Regions from separate parts of the Mus musculus genome. Here all the other regions are linked to region 1. A link is a loop called in an ENCODE intact Hi-C map of the cell type or tissue named here. Cell type or tissue: heart. All regions are shown on one strand.

Region 1 (5,000 bases):
TCCTGTAAGTGATCCAGTAACACTCATTCACCAAGTTCACCAAGATGGACTTTGATGGCATCCAAACTTTAGTGTGTCATGGCTTCCCTATCTGGGGTAAGTTGATAGGTGTGTTTTCTCTCCCCAGGAGAAGTTTTGTCATGACATAGATGATGAACACAGTCCCACTAAACCCCTTAGGGAGCAGTGACTTTATTGGGCTTACTTCGAAACATGAAGGAGGACTTACAAGAACATGGGTGAGCCCAAAGCAGTTGTGCCACCAGAAAGTCTTACCCAGCATGAATGATTTACCCACAGCTGCAGAGATTGGGGGGGGGGGTGTCTCCCCTTCAGTTAACCTTCCACACTCTGTAATCCAGCATCTCTGCTGGGACAGAGACAAGTGCCACTCGGGCAAAATTCCATACAAGTGGCTGGGGGACAGGCTGAGTCTCATGGAGAGGCTTTGTGCCCACTCCTCCTAAGGACAGCCAATCAGCCCGATGGCATGCAAGGATCACAGCTGTTCTGATGACCATGACAGCTGTGCTGTTAGTTGAAACAGTCGATAAGATCTCTTCTGCACCCCTCGTACAGGTCCTTGAGCCACCTGCCCACCTCTGCCAGAGACCCATATACTTAGCTGCCTCTCTCCAAATCATCTCATGAGATCAACCAAGCCACTATCTTCAATCTGGAGGAGAGCAGCTTCGCTCCTTGCCTGGGGCTACTCTTTCTAGGCTCACGGAAACAATTCACTTGCTTCTGGGAGGGTCTAGCTACATCCAAGACACACCCATAAATTACAATGCTCCAGTTAACAAGGTTTGCTCATTCTAATTTCCTGAACAGGATATTTACAGATGAAAAGTTCACTAGAAACGGTGTGTTTTGAATGCACTTTGAGGGAGATAAATTCTGGGGTGGTATCTGAAGTGGGGCAGGGAGTGCATGTGTGCACACCTGCATGTGTGCACACCTCCTCTTCAGACTGTACGCACTTCCAATTTCACTGTGGGGAGGTGTTAGCAGAGCTTTGGGACTCGAAAGGAAGGGCTGACGGAAAGGCATTTCAGAAAGGACGGACAGGACCTGTGGGCCAGTGCCTCACAGGAAGTGAGAACAAGGTGGCTTTAAAACACACCACTATTTTTGGATGTGATTACTTAAAACAGGCATTTTCTGGACGGGTGATCAGTTTCTGGGAGGACAAAGTTCATTTTAGAATCCTTGTCCTCATCCCTCTTTAGCGGTTGGAAGGTACCCCAAATAAACATTTAATGAGCCCCATCACATGTCTAGCAAGCCACGTGATGTTCAATCTCCAAGAACAATGGGCCATGTGGACACCCTTTTACTCAATTGTTGATGAATAAGGCCCTCCTAGCCCTAGCCAAAACCTATAGAATTTAGGGGCATGATCTGGATGCAGAATGTCTGGTTTACTCCCTCCGAAAGCAGCAGTCATTCATAACATGGCAAACTGGCCTTCTGCTAGCTTACATATATAAAAAGCTGAAATAACAATCTTGACCACTTGGTGTGTTGCTTTCTCTAGACTGGGACAGTGCCAGTAGACCAAACCAAGAGCAGAAAGAACACTTTTGGAATTCGGCCCATATCATATCACCAGGTAAGGACCTCAGGTGGAAACTGGAAGAAACACATAGGAGGGCCAAACCTGCACAGAGCTGAGAACATGAGGCAAGGCCTACAACCTGGTGCTCAAAGGAACCTGGTAGAGAGGGCCAGGGAAATGTTGCAGGAATCTCCATGACTGAGGACTCAGGCTGGGAACTGACCCCAAACCTGGGGTTGGCACACCTGGTCGAACTCCACTTGAGCACCAGTGGTCGCCATCTGAGAACCACTCTTGAGCAAATCTCTTAAGCAAACACCTTCCTGCCGTCTAAACCTACGCTTTTCCCACCAGAGGGAGACATGGGCCCAGGGGCAAGGGTGGCCTCAGTGTCCCAGCCAACTGCTGGGAAGCCGGCAGATTTTCAGAGAGCGCGGGTCTGGGGAAAAAAATCCAGTCCGGGTTTTGTCTGAACGGAGACCAGGAAGGCAGCGAGGACTGGGGAAGAGGGGGAGGCGGTGAAGACACGACACAAACAGCTCGCGCCCAGGACACCGCGGTAGGCCCTGAGCGCGCGGGCGCAGGGCCCGGAGAGGCGCGCGCCGGCCCGGCCGCCGGCCGCATGGAGCGCAGCGCAGCCCGCGGCTCCCGGGAGGCGCAGGCGGAGGTAGCGGCAGCGGGAGCAGCGCGCTCGCTCACACCCACCCCCGCCCGCGGCCGGCGCGCCGCCCCGCCGTAGCCGCCGGCGTCCCCGCGGGCCCGGCCAGCGAAGGCGGCGTCCGCGCGTCTGCCAGCCAGCAGCGGCGGCCAGCCCGGGAGGCGGCCCCGCAAGCCCCGCAGCCGCGCGTCTCCGGGCCCAGCCGCAGCCCGCGAGGAGCCCGGCGCTCCGGCCCGCAAGCCCGGCGCAGGCATGCAGGCCAGGCGCCTGGCCAAGCGCCCCAGCCTGGGCAGCCGCCGCGGGGGCGCTGCGCCCGCTCCCGCCCCCGAGGCCGCCGCTCTGGGGCTCCCGCCCCCCGGCCCCAGCCCGGCCGCCGCACCGGGAAGCTGGAGGCCGCCGCTGCCGCCGCCGCGCGGGACCGGCCCCTCGCGCGCTGCCGCCGCCTCGTCGCCGGTCCTGCTGCTGCTGGGCGAGGAGGACGAGGACGAGGAGGGCGCGGGCCGAAGGCGCAGGACGCGCGGGCGGGTAACGGAGAAGCCCCGAGGGGTCGCGGAGGAGGAGGACGACGACGAGGAAGAGGACGAAGAGGTGGTTGTCGAGGTGGTGGACGGCGACGAGGACGACGAGGACGCTGAGGAGCGCTTCGTGCCCCTCGGACCCGGCCGTGCGCTTCCCAAGGGCCCCGCCCGAGGCGCGGTGAAGGTGCGTGCGAGGTGCCGGGGATCGGTGGGGGGCGCAGCGGGCTCGGCGGGGCGCCGGGGCGCCGGGGAGGCCGAGCGCAGCGGCGCGGGCCGGGAGGGGTGTGTCAGGCGGCGGTGGGCAGCGCGCGGAACTGCGGCTCAGCGGCTCAGCGGCTCAGCGGCGCCCGGCGGCCTGTCGGTGCTCAGAGGCCGGGCGGATGCGTGGTCCCGCGTGCCGGTAGGCAAGGAAGGAGCGCTTCTCTGGGCAGGGTGGGGAACTTGGGAGCTGGACGAGGTCGGAGCCCCGATCGGCCTGGCATTGATATTTTATTCTGCTCTGGGGAGGCAGGAGTCTTCCTTCTCTTGTTCAAGCTTCTGGAAACTAGCCAGCAACCTGCAACACCTCCTTTCACCTGAGAACAGTTGTTGGTCGGTTCCATCACAGGCACTTGTGAAGGAGTTGGGAGCCTGTGCAGCAACAACCTAGACCTTGGTTTCCGCGAGCTTTTTGCCCCTCCCCCATCCCCGTGTTTCTCCTCGCCCTCCTTAAACTGGACATCCTAAGCACTTACCCTCCGCCCCCTTAAGATTACAAAAGAGGAAGGCGGGGAAGGTGTTTGTGTTGTGGGGAGAGAGAGGGGTAGCATTTAAAATGAATGTGACTTTCAGCTGAAAAATTTCACCAGGTCCTCATCCGCGCTACCGCAACGAGCGATCTTTCCGTTTTTTTGTATCTTCAGAAGATAAAGGGTTTATTATTACACAACTGTCTGGCTGAGCTTCTAAGCACGCTATTGGACAAAACAAACTGCGTTGAGGTTCATGCACCGTGTATGTTGCTAAGAAGTTTTGAGGGCAGCGAGTGGCAAGCAATGGAGAGTGTTTGCTTTTTCGCCAGTGTTTTTTTTTTTTTTTTTTTTTTCTGTTTTCTGTTTTTTCGAGACAGGGTTTCTCTGTGTAGCCCTGGCTGTCCTGGAACTCACTTTGTAGCCCAGGCTGGCCTCGAACTCAGCAATCCGCCTGCCTCTGCCTCCTGAGTGCTGGGATTAAAGGCGCAGTGTTTCTTAAGATAGCAGGATAACCAGAAATTCTTGGAGTGTTCAGAAGAAAATATATGTAAACAAGTGAACTTGATAGAGGTGGTTGATGTTGTTGTTTTTGTTTAATATCTCCGTGCCCGCTCTCAAGTGTCTGGAAGCTTGTAATTATATTTACCAAGAAAAGTTAAACAGCAGTTAGCGTTGCCCCGCAGTAGATGTGGGAATGTTTCTTTCCTAGACCACCCTGAAGTATGACTGGCTCTCTCTCGGTGTGAGACTTGAGCAAATGGTCATTTAGGTGATTGTTTTTGACAGCTGCTTGTTGGAATCTGGACTGTGCCCACACTCATTACTGCTGCCTGCTGAAAAGCCCGCTTTGTGTGGCAACAGGATATAGCGGGATTTGAATTAAGTTCCATAGCATCAGTGACACTGAATAAGACAGAGTGCCCCCTGAGCAGTGTTGTTCATACACACTCAAAATGTGTCTGGGGTGATTATACAAGTTGAGACAGAAAGATTAATATGTTATGCTCTGTAATCCAAGTAGGCCCAGTGTAGGAAAGAAATCTGTTCTTTAAACTAGGAATATCTAGGGTGTGATTGTTAGCATTAGCAGAGATTTTTCACATCTCCAAATAAATTCAAATTTTTTCAAATTTCTAACACATTGCTTTGCTCACAAATTTTATAGTACATTGCATACAACTTCTTAGAAGTTACATGCTGAATATACTGTGGTATAATTTATCTTCTTTTTTTTCATCACCTTAGAGATATCCTGACACTGTATCCCAAGAGATTTTTTTTAATGGAACATAACAAATAAATTTACATTTCTATATGTCATGTGTTCGACAGATACTTATTGAGCACCTACTTTGTGCCAGGTGCTAATCTAGAACACAGTAGGGCATGACTTTGGAATTCTTACACATAATTCACTGCGTCACAGCAGCTGACAAATGGATAAAATAAGCATGACACAGGGGCCATGATTTGTGCATCTCTCACCGGCCTTCCTGAGTGGAGCCAGTGACCACACCAGAGTTGTTTAAAGC
Region 2 (5,000 bases), 110 kb after region 1:
TGCTCTCATTGACTAATGTCTGTATCCCTTTGTTATTTCTACTTCTTTGATGAGAACGCTGAGATTCCAGATGATTAATACCATCTCCAACATTATAAAGTAGTCATAGGGCTAAGCAGGTATAGTGGCACATGCCTGTATCAGCCATGGGGTGGATCTGGAGGCAAAGTTCAGCTAAATAGTGAGATGCTGTTTCAAAAAACCAGGGCTGAGGATATAGGTCACTAACATAACATTTGTCTGGTATTTGTAGAACCCTCAGTTCATTGCCCAGTATCAAAAGAAAAAAAATACCCTAAACTTAGAAACATGACAACTCCAGACCTGTTGTTTCCCAAAGCTCTGCATACTTTACCACAGCAAGCTGCTTCAGAGATAAGCTGCCTTGGGGGCAGACCGGACTCCCCAGGCAGCCTGGGCCTTTTAGGCAGTTACTTCTTTGATTTTTGTTTTGTTTTAAGACAAGGTCCCACTATGTATTCTGTTCTGATATGGAACTCAAAGAGATCCACCTGCCTCTGACTCCCAATAGTGGAGTTAAAACTGTATACCACCATGCTCAGCTTGGTTGATTCTGTCTGTAAGCTAGGGTAATTGGTAACTACATTTATCCTGTCAAATGGTTGCAGCGTACAGCATCCCTGGCTCATAGTCAGCCTTAGGAACTGTGCTCTCACCCTTACGCACCCATTCTCCCTGGCACGGGGAGACACACCAGGCGCAAAGTGTTCTCACTTTCATGATCAGATGGCTCTTTTTTGTATTTTATTTGTGAGACAGGATCTTCTTACTCTATAGCCAAGATGGCCTCCAATTTGAAGCAATGCTCCTGCCTCAAGCTCCTCCAATGTTGGAATAACTGACAAATGCCACTATATCTAGCTTCATTCCTGTTATTTGGGTTGTCAATAAACAGAGCCATGTGGCCCACAGAAGACTGTGATATACTGGTCCACAGCTGTGAGCTGTCAGCAAGGGAGACTGGCTTTGTGCTAGTGTCCCGTCTGTAAGGTATGGGCAGGTATGGAAAGGCCCGCGCTACAGTGTCCCGTCTGTAAGATATGGGCAGGTATGGAAAGACCCGTGCTACAGTGTCCCGTCTGTAAGGTATGGGCAGGTATGGAAAGGCCCGTGCTACAGTGTCCCGTCTGTAAGGTATGGGCAGGTATGGAAAGACCCGTGCTACAGTGTCCTGTCTGTAAGGTATGGGCAGTTATGGAAAGGCCCGTGCTACAGTGTCCCGTCTGTAAGGTATGGGCAGGTATGGAAAGGCCCGTGCTACAGTGTCCCGTCTGTAAGGTATGGGCAGGTATGGAAAGACCCGTGCTACAGTGTCCTGTCTGTAAGGTATGGGCAGTTATGGAAAGGCCCGTGCTACAGTGTCCCGTCTGTAAGGTATGGGCAGGTATGGAAAGGCCCGTGCTACAGTGTCCCGTCTGTAAGGTATGGGCAGGTATGGAAAGACCCGTGCTACAGTGTCCCGTCTGTAAGGTATGGGCAGTTATGGAAAGACCCGTGCTACAGTGTCCCGTCTGTAAGGTATGGGCAGGTATGGAAAGACCCGTGCTACAGTGTCCTGTCTGTAAGGTATGGGCAGTTATGGAAAGGCCCGTGCTACAGTGTCCCGTCTGTAAGGTATGGGCAGGTATGGAAAGGCCCGTGCTACAGTGTCCCGTCTGTAAGGTATGGGCAGGTATGGAAAGACCCGTGCTACAGTGTCCCGTCTGTAAGGTATGGGCAGTTATGGAAAGACCCGTGCTACAGTGTCCCGTCTGTAAGGTATGGGCAGGTATGGAAAGACCCGTGCTACAGTGTCCTGTCTGTAAGGTATGGGCAGGTATGGAAAGGCCCGTGCTACAGTGTCCCGTCTGTAAGGTATGGGCAGGTATGGAAAGGCCCGTGCTACAGTGTCCCGTCTGTAAGGTATGGGCAGGTATGGAAAGGCCCGTGCTACAGTGTCCCATCTGTAAGGTATGGGCAGGTATGGAAAGGCCCGTGCTACAGTGTCCCGTCTGTAAGGTATGGGCAGTTATGGAAAGGCCCGTGCTACAGTGTCCCGTCTGTAAGGTATGGGCAGTTATGGAAAGGCCCGTGCTACAGTGTCCCGTCTGTAAGGTATGGACAGGTATGGAAAGGCCCGTTCTCCTTCTTTGCCTAAGCAAAGGATTAAGTTAGATAATAGATGTTTAGCATTTCGCACAGCTCCCAGCTTAAAGCAAATGCTACATGAGCGCCATGGACGACTTCCGTCCCCAGAACACTAGAAACTGGGAACACTAAAGAGGTGGAGGCAGGAGGATTTCAAGGTCATCTGCTGCCACATAGAAAGTTTGAAGCCGGCATTGGGTTCACAGAGACCCCTGTCCCCACACAGAGGAGATGTACGTAAATAATGATCAGTACTGGTTCTTGATACTATGGTGTGGTAATGTTTTATACTCTTGGCATAAAAGTCTTTGAAGAACACTGTACTTGGACTTTTTAGCCTGTAAGTACAGCATTTGTGAGTTGCTTACTGATAGGCTGGGAGCTGATAGTAAGGCAGGCGATGTATTATGCATCCCACAGCACACTGAAATAAAATGCCATTTCCTTAGGAACAGCTAGAAATACTGGTGCTAATTTTTCCTGTGCTCAGGAAAAGCAAGCACGCTGTGCGCAGCTGCAGTAGGCTAGAGAGCCCTCCAGAAACATGATGTCATCCTAATCTGTGCCGCCAAGGGATGAGCTCATCCAGGCGGGGCCTCTCGGGGCTGCAGCTGTGCCAGCTCCTGACTTGTGATGCTCCTCTTACAGGCTTGCTCACCCTCCCTCCCCTACCCTCCCCTACACCACCCCTGCCTGCTGTGCCAAAGAGACACTGAAGGATGAATTATTTAAGACCCAAGGTGAACTCCTGCCAAAGATAACCAGGCTTCAGAAAGCACTCAAAAAGGAAAATAGAACTGCATGGGCTTTTTTTTTTAATTAGATATTTTCTTTATTTACATTTCAAATGTTATCCCCTTTCCTAGTTTCCCCTCTGAAAATCCCGTTCCCCCCTCCCCCTTCTCCCCAACCCACCCACTCGGTTCCTGGTCCTGGCATTCCCCTATATTGGGGTATAGAGCCTTCGCAGGACAAAGGGCCACTCACTCCTCTCATTGATGGTCTTATAAAGGAAAGAACTAAGCAGTTTGTAGAACTGTCGTCAGTGAGAGGACAATGGTGTTGGTTCTCTCTGCCTCTGCTTGCTCTAGGAGCAGTCTGTCCCTCTTCTACTTAAATAATGGCTGAATCTGTGACCGAGTTCAGTGCTGGAACTGAGCCCGCACAGACCTGACCCTGAGCCCCATGGCTGTGGCAGTGACAGCCAAGCAGCTTCCTACACTTTTCCCATTGTACACTGCGGTGACCTTGATTTATGCGCCAGTCGTCCTACATGTCAGCAGTGTAGGTCACCATGGGAGCAGGTACTCTATGTGACCATGGAAACTGTCACCTCTGCAGACCTTAGTTTCTCTATCTATAAAGTAGGGTAATGCAGCCAAGCCTAGATCTGGAGGTGACTGAGCAGGAAGTGAAGACTGGGTGGCTGTCACTGAGCATGGTGCCCGGCCCACACCCTGTCCTGAAGCAACCAGTGCTCATTAATCCAATACCCATATTCTCAACTGCTGGGGGCGGGTGGGGGAGGGCATTAAAAGGAGTGTGTAAAGCTGTCATATTGTATATTTCTGAGAAAATTATTTACACATAATGTTGAATGTTTAGGATGGCGTCATATCATTCTGTGGCACACAGGGTCATTCAGAAGCCAGCCTTTCTGATAGAGCTTTCTGGTTCCTCTCCTGACAGTGTCTCCTGTAACAACAGTTCCCCCTCCCCATAAAAAAGTCTGTTTTGTTTTAGATTTCGTGGAAATGTTGAGTAGCCGCAGAGGGAACTCCCACACCTACCGTCCCTCTGCAGCAGCAGCAGCAGCTTCTGGCAGATTTTCATCTGCTTCCCTTTTTTAAGTGCAGTATTTTAAGAGCAGATTCCAGACATTATATCATTGTTCTCATAATACTTGAGTGTGTTCTACCAAAGGAAAAGCAGGCTTAGCCACGGCTGTGATGATCCCCCCTGCACTGGAATAGGTGCCTAGTTTTTGGTTTTTTTGTTTTGTTTTGCTTTCATTTTTATTTCTGTACTTTTCCAAGACAGGGTTTCTCTGTTTAGCCCTGGCTGTCCCAGAGCTCCCTTGTATACCAGGCTGGCCTCAAACTTACAGAAATCCTCCTGTCTTTGCCTCTGCCCTCTGCCCTCCGCACCCCCGAGTGCCGAGATTGAAGGTGTGGACTACCATTGCCTGCTCAGTATTTTCTGTTCTGATGATTCTCTAGCACCGAAATGAATCTACACTGTCACCTTTTATGATAAGCCATTGAAATGGGTTCCTACTATCATCCAATAACTCCACAGATACTAAAATGGGGTCAAATTATTATCTACTGTTTTCTTCCATCTTCAAACATTTCCAGTTGCTCGAACTGTCTTTTAATGACTTTTTTCAAAATAATCACAGAAAATATTCCTCGGTGCTTAAACTTTTATCATTTGAATTTTTGTTTTTTTCAGAGCTGATTGTCAAACTGATTAAAATATGCTTTTATTTATATAAAATTGCTAATTTGCTTTTGTCATTGCTTATTTGAATGATTGTTTTAAAGCAAAAAGCTTGAATAAGCAATAATGATGTTCATTTTTAACCAGTAGTTTTATATCTATACTTTAGACGGCTGGTATTTAATGTTCTTTTTGTACGAACATAAGTTTAAAATCTTATTTAAATCAACAGATTTTATATAAACAAGATGATAATTCATTGACTTGTTTCTTGGTATATTTGTTAACTTATTTTTATCTTACACTTACAGATTGAAAAATCACAATTTTGGAACTTTTTCTAGAAAAAATGATTACTATGTCATTGCCAAGAGTTATCTTTGTTTAAGTGTAAACACTTAATTTAATTT
Region 3 (5,000 bases), 100 kb before region 1:
AAGCCTCTTCCTCTGCCACCCTCTGATCACAGGCTACGTCACCTTGACCCAGATGCTCAGTGAATCCCAGCTCTGTCTGGAGTATGTGCAGCACAGGCTGCTAGAAATAACAAACCTTCTCTCTTCTCTTGTCCTCCTCTTCTCCTCACCCCCCCCCCCGCCACCCCCAAATCCACACTAAATCAAAATGAGGAAAAGCACTTAAAGAAGACGTTCCCCTCCCTGCCTAGCACTAGCTGGTGCTGGTGCTGGTGCTAGTGCCGGTGCCGGTGCCGGTGCGGGTGTGGGTGCCAGTGCAGGTGCCGGTGCCAGTGCGGGTGCGGGTGCAGGTGCTGGTGGTCATAGTCATCGTCATCATCATCGTGATATCTTACCACAGTGACAGAAGTGAAGTTAGGACAGAGGGCATGAAAGGGCTGTCCTGGGGTTCATCCCCTGGCCCACACATCCATCATTTTACATAGGGCAGGGATTTACCAGAGAATTTTGCTCCTCCTGACTGTTAACTTGTCTGGTTGGTTCATTTGTAACCCATACACAGTTTGCATACCTGGTACTGACAGCAGGAGCCATTCCCATGGGGCTGGCAACTCTGCCCTCCCTGGTCCCTTAGGAGAGGGGTCATAAACCAAGATGGTTTCTGTCATCCTTAATTACAGGTCCACAGGACAGCTGTGAAGCCATAATAACTATCATTACTGACCTGAACCTGCTTCAAAGGGGCTGCAAGTGTTCGCCTCCCTAGATAATCTAATCTGCGGGCCACCCCAGCCCTGTGAAGTGTTATTATAGGGCAGGCTGTGATCTGAGCACCTACCTGCTTAGAGCGTCTGCTAGAAAAGTGAACAGCTGCCCTGCTCTGCCCCTTTTGTTCTTCTTGCTGGTATTTGCTTTCCGTCCTCTTGGAATTGATTTGGGTGGCTGATAGTCCAAGCTAATGAAGAATTAAACACCAAACATGACCAACCACAATTATTCAGGACCTCTCCATGCTGCTCAGGCCTGTTCACTGGGACTGAAACTAGGGTTAGGCTGCCACCTTGTGGCTTAAAATACCTGCTTTAAAGATAAAAGGCCAATAGTTTTTACTAATGATTGAAATCATTTACTGATCAGTGAAATCATCAAATCTGTATATTTGACAGGATGATAATAGATTGTGGAGTTTTCAGCACAAAATATCTATCTATCTTGCTAATCCCAACACTCTGCAGGCAGGGGTGGTAGAAACAGGAGTTCAAGGCCCTCCTTGGCTATTTAGCCAATTCAAGACCAGCACATGGTACATAAAAAAAGTAAGTAGCAGAATGAATTTCAGCACAAGTTTATAACCTGAAGTACCCACCTGAGTCAAGGAGTTGTGTGCCCGAGTCATCAGAATTGCCATGCTTAAGAGGGGCGGGAAACTCCACTGCCCCTTTTCAGGACTGCAATGTATTTTTATTCATGACTGTCTGCAACTTGATTGGAATCAGCCAGTGTATCCAATAATGAAGCACACTATAAAGCAAAAAGACCTTGTGCACAACTGTTCACTGCTCTCTAGCTGTGTTAACACTACCACCTTCTGGAGCTCAGCTTGGTGTGATCCACAGGTGTCATAGTGTCACTTGAGGTCAGTAACGGTCAGCGGGACTCCTTTGCCCTGAGTCAGATCATCTCAGGGGTGAGCTAGAAACCCAGGACAATGGAAGCGCCCAGGAATCTACAAGAACAACCCTAGTAAAGACTCCTAGTAGTGGGAGAGATGGCCTGGAACAATAGTCTCCTATAACCAGACAAGACAAGTGGAGGGATTGAGACATAACCCAGCCACAAAGCCTTCGACTTACAATTTGTCCTGCCTACAAGATGCGCTGGAGTGGCACAGAGAAATTGTGGAAGTGTCCAACCTGTGACTGGTCCAGCCTGAGATCCATGCAATGACAGGAAGCCTAACCCTGGCACTGCCCAGAGGGCCAGGAACCAGAAGCTAGATAGCCAGAGACTTAGGATAGAACCAAACATTACAGGTCCCCTCACAAAAATCAAGTCAGTGAAATGATTCCTGAATCTCATAGACAGGAGCCCGGCATAATCGCCATCAGAAAGGCTTCGGCAGCAGCTGGTGGAAGCATGCAGAGACCCACAGTCAAACACTAGGTGGGGCTCTAGAAATCCTGTGGAAGGGGGTACGGAAGGATTGTGGGAGCCAGAGGAGTCATGGGCATCATAAGAAAATCCACAGAATTGATTAACCTGGACTCATCAGGGCTCACAGAGCATGAACTGACAATCAGAAAGCCTGCATGGGTCTGACCTAGGCCCTCTGCATTTATGTTATGGTTGTGTAGCTTGATGTTCTTGTGGGACTCCTTGCAGTGGGGGCAGGGGCTGCCTCTGATCTTTTACCTCCTTGTGGGGCCCTTTCCTCCTGCTGGGTCAACTCATCCAGCCTTGATAGGAGGGTTTATCATAGTATGACTGCGACTTTCATATGGATGTTTAGTTCATACCAGATTGCAGGCCTGACCTTGTCTGAAGGGAAAAGGAGGAGTGGATGGGGAGGGGGAAGGGAAGGGAGAAGAGCTAGGAGGACAGGAAGGAGAGGAAAGTGGTCAAGGTGGAGAGAGGAATAAATTTTTAAAGATTTTTTATTAAAAAAATATTTATATATGCAGTCCCAAAATCGGCTGCTCTTTGTTTTTAGTAAGGTTGTTTGTTTGTTTGTTTGTTTGTTTGTTTGTGACAGGATCTATCTTTGTAGTCCTAGCTGTCATGGGACTCACTCTGTAGACCAGGCTGGCCTCAAACTCACAGAGATCCATAGATTACCTATGCCATAGATTACCTATGCCTCCCAAGTGCTGAGACTAAAGGCATGTGCCACCATGACTGACCTACAAAATCAGTTATTCACGACGAGTCTTTTCCAGAAATGTAACATGCACCCTACGTAAGGACCACACTCCCATCCCTGCCAAGAAGGCGAAGAGCACAAAAGTCACACCATACACATGAATGGGAGTGCGTTCACACAGGGAGGGTACATTGCATCGCCACCTACTGGGCAAGCAGTGTATCTACACAAGTGGGCAGGAAGTTGTAAAGAAGCTGGGTTGTAAAGGAGCCTGGGAAAATTCAAGGCAGTATCCACGTGAGGTGTTGGTGGCAGAATTATGGAGGCAGATCCAGAAAGAGGTGGAGAAAAAAGAGTGTAAGATCTCTAGAACAGGAATAGTCCACTCTGGAGGTGAGAGGTGTGACTGTACACATACCCTGATGCCACGCTCCTCTGGAGACCGTTTTGTCTCCTGTCTCTCCTCCGCCCCTGCTGTAGCCTCAGTCCTCCAGTCAAGTAGCAGTGGGGCACTGGGGTGGAAGCCGTCTGTGGCTGAGCCTGAGGTTTTACCCTGGCTCCCCGAAGTGAACCAGACAATTACTCTTCTCATTATGAGATTTTTGTACAGGGCAAGAGCTGGGGAGGATTTCTTTCAGTGGCTTTTCATGAAGTTCTAATTGAAGGGGGTAAGCTGTAAGTTCCATCTTTTATTCAGTAGCTCTGAGTGTCCCCCTTTCATCCTCCCTCCCTGGACTGTCATGCTAGGCTGGTACCCCCCACACTTCACCTATTCCAGCAGCCGCCTCCTGTTAAGAGAACAAGAAAGAGGAAAGATGAGACGCGTTCAGAAGTGGAGGGAGCCCTGGAGAGCCCTGCGTGCAGGCTCCTGGTGCACCCGCTGCTCTGCCCCGAGCAATTCCACAGCAGCTATCATCTACAAAGTTTGCTCTTTATAAATCACATTGATTAATCAGGGTGTGGATGAAGAAACAAAACTGTGTGTGTACAAGAGATGGATCCTTTGTCTGTGTTTCTGAAAGTGTTTCATGATTTGCAGCTACACAAAATTATATCAGAGGTCACTGTGACTTAAATGCTCTCCCATGTGTATTTTAGAAACCTGTCACTGCGGGCACGGTTTAAAGTGAATTGTTCTTTGTCTCCTGAAATGTGGTGGTTACTTACCCATGCAGAAGCAATTTGTCTGTGTGTCACACTGACCCTGTTGTGTTTGCAGACATAATATATAACCAGGGGAAGTTCCATATTACCCAAGAAACCCCAAAGCATTATAGCGTTAGAGGGGTATCCATGCGCACTGGCAGACAGGGCGGTCGGGTCTCCTCGGCTGTACTCTACCTCGGCTATGGGCTTCCTTGAATTTGCAGGTAGATGTTTAATAGAGCATTCTGCCTCTGTTGCAGTGGCTTCGACTTACCCTCTTTGGTTACATCTGGTTTGTCGCTGAGATGCCCTACAGGTGCCAGCACGTGCGCACTCTCAGACGGCCACGTTACTACAGTAATATCACTGAACCAAGTGAAAATGTAAAAATTCGTGGTCTTTCTGCAAGAAAAATTTAGTTATGATTCATTAGCCTAACACAGAAGTCATGTTTTCTTCCTTTTCTGCTTGCTTGAGCATAAACTTCAGGCTGTTCCTCTTAATTAGAATGTTCTGGAGCTAACCAAATGGGTGTAGTTTAAATAAGGCCTCTCTTACCACAGCTAATGTTAGCCTGGTATGCTCCTCTATTCTCCGTATGTCTCTAATATGGAAATATTTGACAGTGTTTACAAATTACAAAATAACAAATAAGGAGCACTAGCCTGAGCACTGTCAGCAGCATGATGGCGGGAACAGAGGGATGGTCCACGTGGAGGAGAACATGGCTGCGTGGAGACCGGGTCCAAGTGGAGGTGGTCAGTGCTTCCCCTGGAGCGGGGAGCAGTAACTGCGAGAGCAGTCAGTGGCGGCTGGGAACTAAGTGCGGGTCTTATGCCTGCTCTGTGGTTCCTTACACATTGGTCTTGCCCTCTGCTAAGGTCGTGTCCTCAGCACAAGCCTTTCCTCTGAAGGTGAATTTGCTGGGTACCCAATATCAGCTCAGTGAAAGCTCCTCCTTGAAAGTGAAGCCACACTCTAAGTGGGCAGCAGTCTGTGGGCGTGTAGACAGACA
Region 4 (5,000 bases), 530 kb after region 1:
CAGAATGGAAATACATAGCCTCCGATTTGTGTTATGTGTATGGGGGGGGGGGGGGTGGATAAATGGAGAGGGAGGAGGGAAGAGGGGGAGAGGGAAATCTGACACAGGATAGAGATACTTAGCTTAGGTTAGCCTTAAACTCTCAGTGATCCTCCTGCCTCAGCCCCCGCAGCCCCAGCACAGGAGCATGCCCAGCATAGCCCACCTGCTGCCGTGCTGAGAAACCACAGCTGCAGTATAGAGGGGCAGACGGGCAGGGAACTGCCGAAGCTTGTAGAAAAGCCATGACCCTGTCAGCCTGCCACTGTGACCCCACGGGCAGAGAGGTCTCCAAAGCAGACTCATCACACTTGAACCAAGACCTAGACATTTCAGTAGGTTCTGCTCTGTTTCTCCTCTGGGGGACAGCTGGGGGGCAGAATTTCTTCTGATGGGATTATCTGTATTATGTAAACTAAAAAGCAACTTGGTCTGCTTCGTAAAGGAATGGAAAGACTCTCTGGAAAATTCCATTTCTATGGCGTCTCTGTACCCCCTCCCCTGATAAGATCTCAGCTGGGGTGGAGGCAGGTAGGGAGTAGGAAGGACGTCACCCCACCCCACCCTCCTAACAAAAGACCTCAACTCATTTTGTCCCTATGTGATTCTTAGTTATCTGTTATATGCCACGCCCTGATAAAGGCCATGCATGACCCCCTCTGGTCCTCCACTCAATGACACTCCAGAGATTCCGCTCAGGGGTCAACCTGATGCATCAGGTTTATGGCTCAGCCCTATCACTCCTTTTCATCTCTGTGGGTCTGTGGTATGTTATCTTGAAGGTTTTCGATCAGAGAGCAGGGAGTCAGGGGAGGGTGGGGAGGGAGGAAAGAAGGCCGAGAATGAGGGGACAGTGTGGGGTGGGGGCTAGGGCAGAGGGGGCATCTGCCAGGAACATGTCCTCAACAAAGATGGTCTCTTTCCTCCAAGAGCCAGGTGCTGCTCCATGGGGGTGATAACAAAAAGCCAGTTTCATAAAGGTGTGTGCTTAACACTGTCCCACCAGGCATCTCCGTCTTCACTTATTACCCTGCCCTGCTCAGACAGCCTGGACGGTTAGACCCCAGAGGCTTTGACTTGTGCTCCATACAGTGTTCCATAAAGCAGCACCTTTAAACTTGCACACTCCCAGGCATGTGGGCCGGCAAGGTAAACGGTCCCCATGTCATCCTCCGTCCAGGTGGCATAGCTGTCCACACGGAGCCTAAGCCATAGCTCCCTTCTTCAAGAAGTCAGATGGCTGAGGAAAGTAATATAGTTTGTACCTTAGGACCCTTCTTATTCTGCCAAGTACCAGGCCAGGAAGAGCCAAACCTGCCCAGGAACCTCTAGAATGGGCAGTTGTTGGGGTCTCTTGGTTTTGTTTGTTTGGTTGGTTTGGTTTTGGTTTTTTGTTTTTTACCAATACAGAGCATGGTTTGTAAAGGAGCAGCCTCCTTCATCCCCCTGAGGGAAGGCAGGCTGGATGGGACTCAACAGACCCCTGGGGGCCAGGAGCAGTACCACAGTGCGGCTAGGTGTTTATTGGAGGTTACACAAGTCCCTAACACCCACGGGCTTTCCATGCACACCTTTGGCTTGGGCTGAATCCCAATCATAAAAATATAACAATTAAAAATAGAAAAACAAATACAGCTAATACCACTCTTCTAAAAATACAAGCAGATCTTTTGGTGTTCTCTCTCTCTCTCTCTCCCCACCCCCACCCCTGTGTATGTGTGTGTGTGTGTGTGCGCGCGCGCGCGCGCACACACACGCACACACGCACACATACTCCTGTGATTGCTTCACTTACAATGTGGAGAACAGCACTGCCCAACTCAAGGGGCTGGACCAGCAAACAACTCCCTTGTTAAATGGACAGATAAGCAAAGGAAAGGAACCCAGGTATTTGACCACTGAACTACACTCCTTTGTCCTTACTGTAATTTTTTAATCAAAGATTTGTTCTGTTTTCTGAGTTAGTCTCTTGTGAGCTGACATTTGAAATCCTCCCAGCCTCTTCCTCTTCATTGCTGAAATAGGTGTGGTCCACCACAGCTGGCTATATTAAAAGAATTTTGAGGGCATAATGATAACAGGCACCTAGGCAGCTGAGGCAGGATGATCACCACAAGTCTGAGGTTAGCATGTTTTAGGCCACCAAGGGACTACATAGTGAGACACTGTCTACACACACACACACACACACACACACACACACACACACGAGACAGCCCTCTGTAAGGGTGCTTACTGCTATTCTTCCAGGAGACCTGAAATTGGTTCCCAGCATCCACACTGGATGCTGACAGCAGCCTGTAATTCTACTTCCAGGGATTCCATCCTCTGGCACCCACACACCCGTTGTATACAGTCACACATACACATAAAGTAAAATCTAAAAATAAAATTAAAAAAGACAAGGTTTTTTTTGACACAGTTTTAAAAAAAAGATTCTAACATGTCTCTTACAGAGTCAAGCAGGACCTAGCAATGTATTAGATAGTGTGTATTTATTTAATAAACTCTGTTGCCATAGTCTAGAAGCTAGAATGTATCTAGTCCTTGAAGCACGTGTGGGTTGCTTTCTTGCCTCCCCATTTTACAGAAGACGACTTAGGATGCTGAGATGTGAAGAAGCTCTGCCAATGAACCCACGTTTCAGAACATGGCTCCCACCCTGTGCCCAACCCATCTTCTTCCCTTTGCTAAGAAATATGGTGACCCATGGTCAAAGCTTGGAGAAGTATTGCGTGAATGGAGTTTCAAATGACAATCAAAGTTAGACTTCAAAATACATAAACTAGCATTCCTTCCCTCACCTGATTATTTTAGGAGAAGCGTCAAGACATCTTCCACAAATTCAATGGAGTAGAGCATTGGTTAAAGTGCTAACAGAGGTAAGAAATGGATGCTGTGCATGGAAAGGGGAAGGCAGGCTGTCAGGCAGCCAGCGTGGTCACACTGCCTCCAGTGACTTACCTGGAATACGGATGGTGTTCTGGCAGAGAGTGCCCCCTACTGAGCAACTGTCAGAACTGCTCCAGAACTGGGCCTTGGACCCAAAGCTAAGTTCTCATCCATACCCTCTGGTGGTAGTCCCTCAGGATGCCTTCTTGGAGAGTAGTGAAGAATCTAGGAAAGATCTTAGCTACAACAGGACCCAGGTGAATGGCACAGCCTGGTCCAACTTACTTCCATAAAACCCTCTGTTGCTGAGCCTATGTCACATGCCTCACATAGGCATCCATTTCATCTTTATTCATCCGGTAAGACTTTACTGACCCATTTCTCCATGCAGGCGTGCCCCTGGACAATGGAAGAAATGACCCGACCAAAGGCAGTCATCCAGGCTCCTGCTCCTAGGAGGAGGAGAAGGAGGAACACTTACAGAAAGTAAACAAGTATTTGAAGGATTTCAGACAGTGATAAATGCTAGGAAGAAAGCCCAGGGGGAAACGGGACATCATTTGAAGCTATCAACGACCTGGGAAGAGAGTCCACTTCCCCTCTGCAGACTCCAAGAAGAGTCGGGCCTGGAGTCGGTTGATGTCAACTGCAGCTGTGAGTGGTCAGTCAGCTGGTTTGTTTTTCTTTTTTGTTTTGGTTTTTCAAGACAGAATTTCTCTGTAGCCCTGGCTGTCCTGGAACTCACTCTGTAGACCAGGCTGGCCTCGAACTCAGAAATCCACCTGTCTCTGCCTCCCAAGTGCTGGGATTAAAGGCGTGCGCCACCACTGCCCGGCCAGTCAGCTACGGATGGGATGGAACTGGGTGAATGAGTGGGTCCTGACTATGAAACCCAGGGCTTCACGCACACAAAGCAAGTGTTCTTCTACCGAGCTGCATTCCGAAGCCACTAGTAAGGATTTGGTTTTCTTCCTTTCTGATCCGAAGCCTATCTCTTGCCGCTACCTGACGCTGCCCAGGAGGCCAGAGGGGCAGTGCTCACACAGACACAAACATATACACACATAACTAAAAATAATAAAACAAATCCTCAACAGACAAAGGCTAGTACTGAAAAATGCGTAATTGTGGAGCTTGGTCCCCACCACCGATAGATACATTAATGACACACTCGAGCATGTAAGTATCTCTACATACACACACACACACACACACACACACACACACATATGAAAAATAAAAACAGGGATGCATTTGAAAGACACCGACCTGTGGGGTTGAGGGGAGGAAGGGAAAGGAGACACTGATTACAGTAAGTAACTCTAACTTAAGGAGACTACCATTAGTATACCATAGCATAAGTATTATAATTCTGATTAATTTTTAAAAATTAAATATTTTGAAATCATTATAGAAGGAAAACCTCTTATGTTTTAAGAGTTGTTTTCTCCAACTGGTAAGAAAGACACATGCTCCACTATGTTCATAGCAGCCTTATTTATAATAGCCAGAAGCTGGAAAGAACCCAGATGCCCCTCAACAGTGGAATGGATACAGAAAATGTGGTACATCTACACAATGGAGTACTACTCAGCTATTAAAAAGAATGAATTTATGAAATTCCTAGGCAAATGGATGGACCTGGAGGGCATCATCCTGAGTGAGGTAACCCAATCACAAAAGAACTCAAATAATATGTACTCACTGATAAGTGGATATTAGCCCAGAAACTTAGAATACCCAAGATATAAGATACAATTTATGAAACACATGAAACTCAAGAACGAAGACCAACGTGTGGACACTTTGCCCCTTCTTAGAATTGGGAACAAAACACCCATGGAAGGAGTTACAGAGACAAAGTTTGGAGCTGAGACAAAAGGATGGACCATCTAGAGACTGTCATATCCAGGGATCCATCCCATAATCAACCTCTAAACACTGACACCATTGCATACACTAGCAAGATTTTGCTGACAGGACACTGATATAGCTGTCTCTTGTGAGACTATGCCAGGGCCTAGCAAACACAGAAGTGGATGCTCACAGTCAGCTATTGGATGGGTCAC

What was found. Hi-C counts contacts between places; a loop is a spot of excess contacts. Peaks named below come from ENCODE experiments on the same cell type or tissue, not always from the same donor. Only the 100,000 strongest peaks of a DNase experiment are listed, where the experiment ranks them.
Region 2: a loop joins it to region 1, with 4 times the contacts of the local background. A loop is called at or near these places in 7 of 42 quality-filtered maps.
Region 3: it touches region 1 in a loop (3-fold over the local background); 12 of 42 quality-filtered maps call a loop at or near these places.
Region 4: a loop joins it to region 1, with 5 times the contacts of the local background. A loop is called at or near these places in 3 of 42 quality-filtered maps.

The regions. Positions count from the first base shown.
Region 1 is chr3:9,607,191-9,612,190 of GRCm38, reverse strand. It overlaps Zfp704 (zinc finger protein 704), which reads left to right and starts at 2,106. Exons shown (of 9, transcript NM_133218.2): 1 at 2,106-2,921. The coding sequence starts at 2,472. In heart, a CTCF peak has its summit at 1,910 (motif pointing right); DNase peaks (open chromatin) are centred at 2,080, 2,720, 3,060 and 3,620; H3K4me3 peaks cover 2,723 bases; H3K27ac peaks cover 2,187 bases.
Region 2 is chr3:9,498,624-9,503,623 of GRCm38, reverse strand. The region is part of intron 2 of Zfp704 (zinc finger protein 704); the gene reads left to right. Among named protein-coding and RNA genes, the nearest start is that of C030034L19Rik, 98 kb to the right of the region's middle. In heart, no CTCF peak of the experiment used is centred here; DNase peaks (open chromatin) are centred at 2,713 and 3,343; H3K27ac peaks cover 1,860 bases.
Region 3 is chr3:9,707,152-9,712,151 of GRCm38, reverse strand. All of the region lies in intron 3 of Pag1 (phosphoprotein associated with glycosphingolipid microdomains 1), which reads left to right. Among named protein-coding and RNA genes, the nearest start is that of Gm33169, 47 kb to the right of the region's middle. In heart, CTCF peaks have their summits at 1,046 (motif pointing left) and 3,051 (motif pointing left); no DNase peak of the experiment used is centred here.
Region 4 is chr3:9,074,941-9,079,940 of GRCm38, reverse strand. No RefSeq gene overlaps it. Among named protein-coding and RNA genes, the nearest start is that of 4930539M17Rik, 15 kb to the right of the region's middle. In heart, a CTCF peak has its summit at 3,053 (motif pointing left); a DNase peak (open chromatin) is centred at 3,040.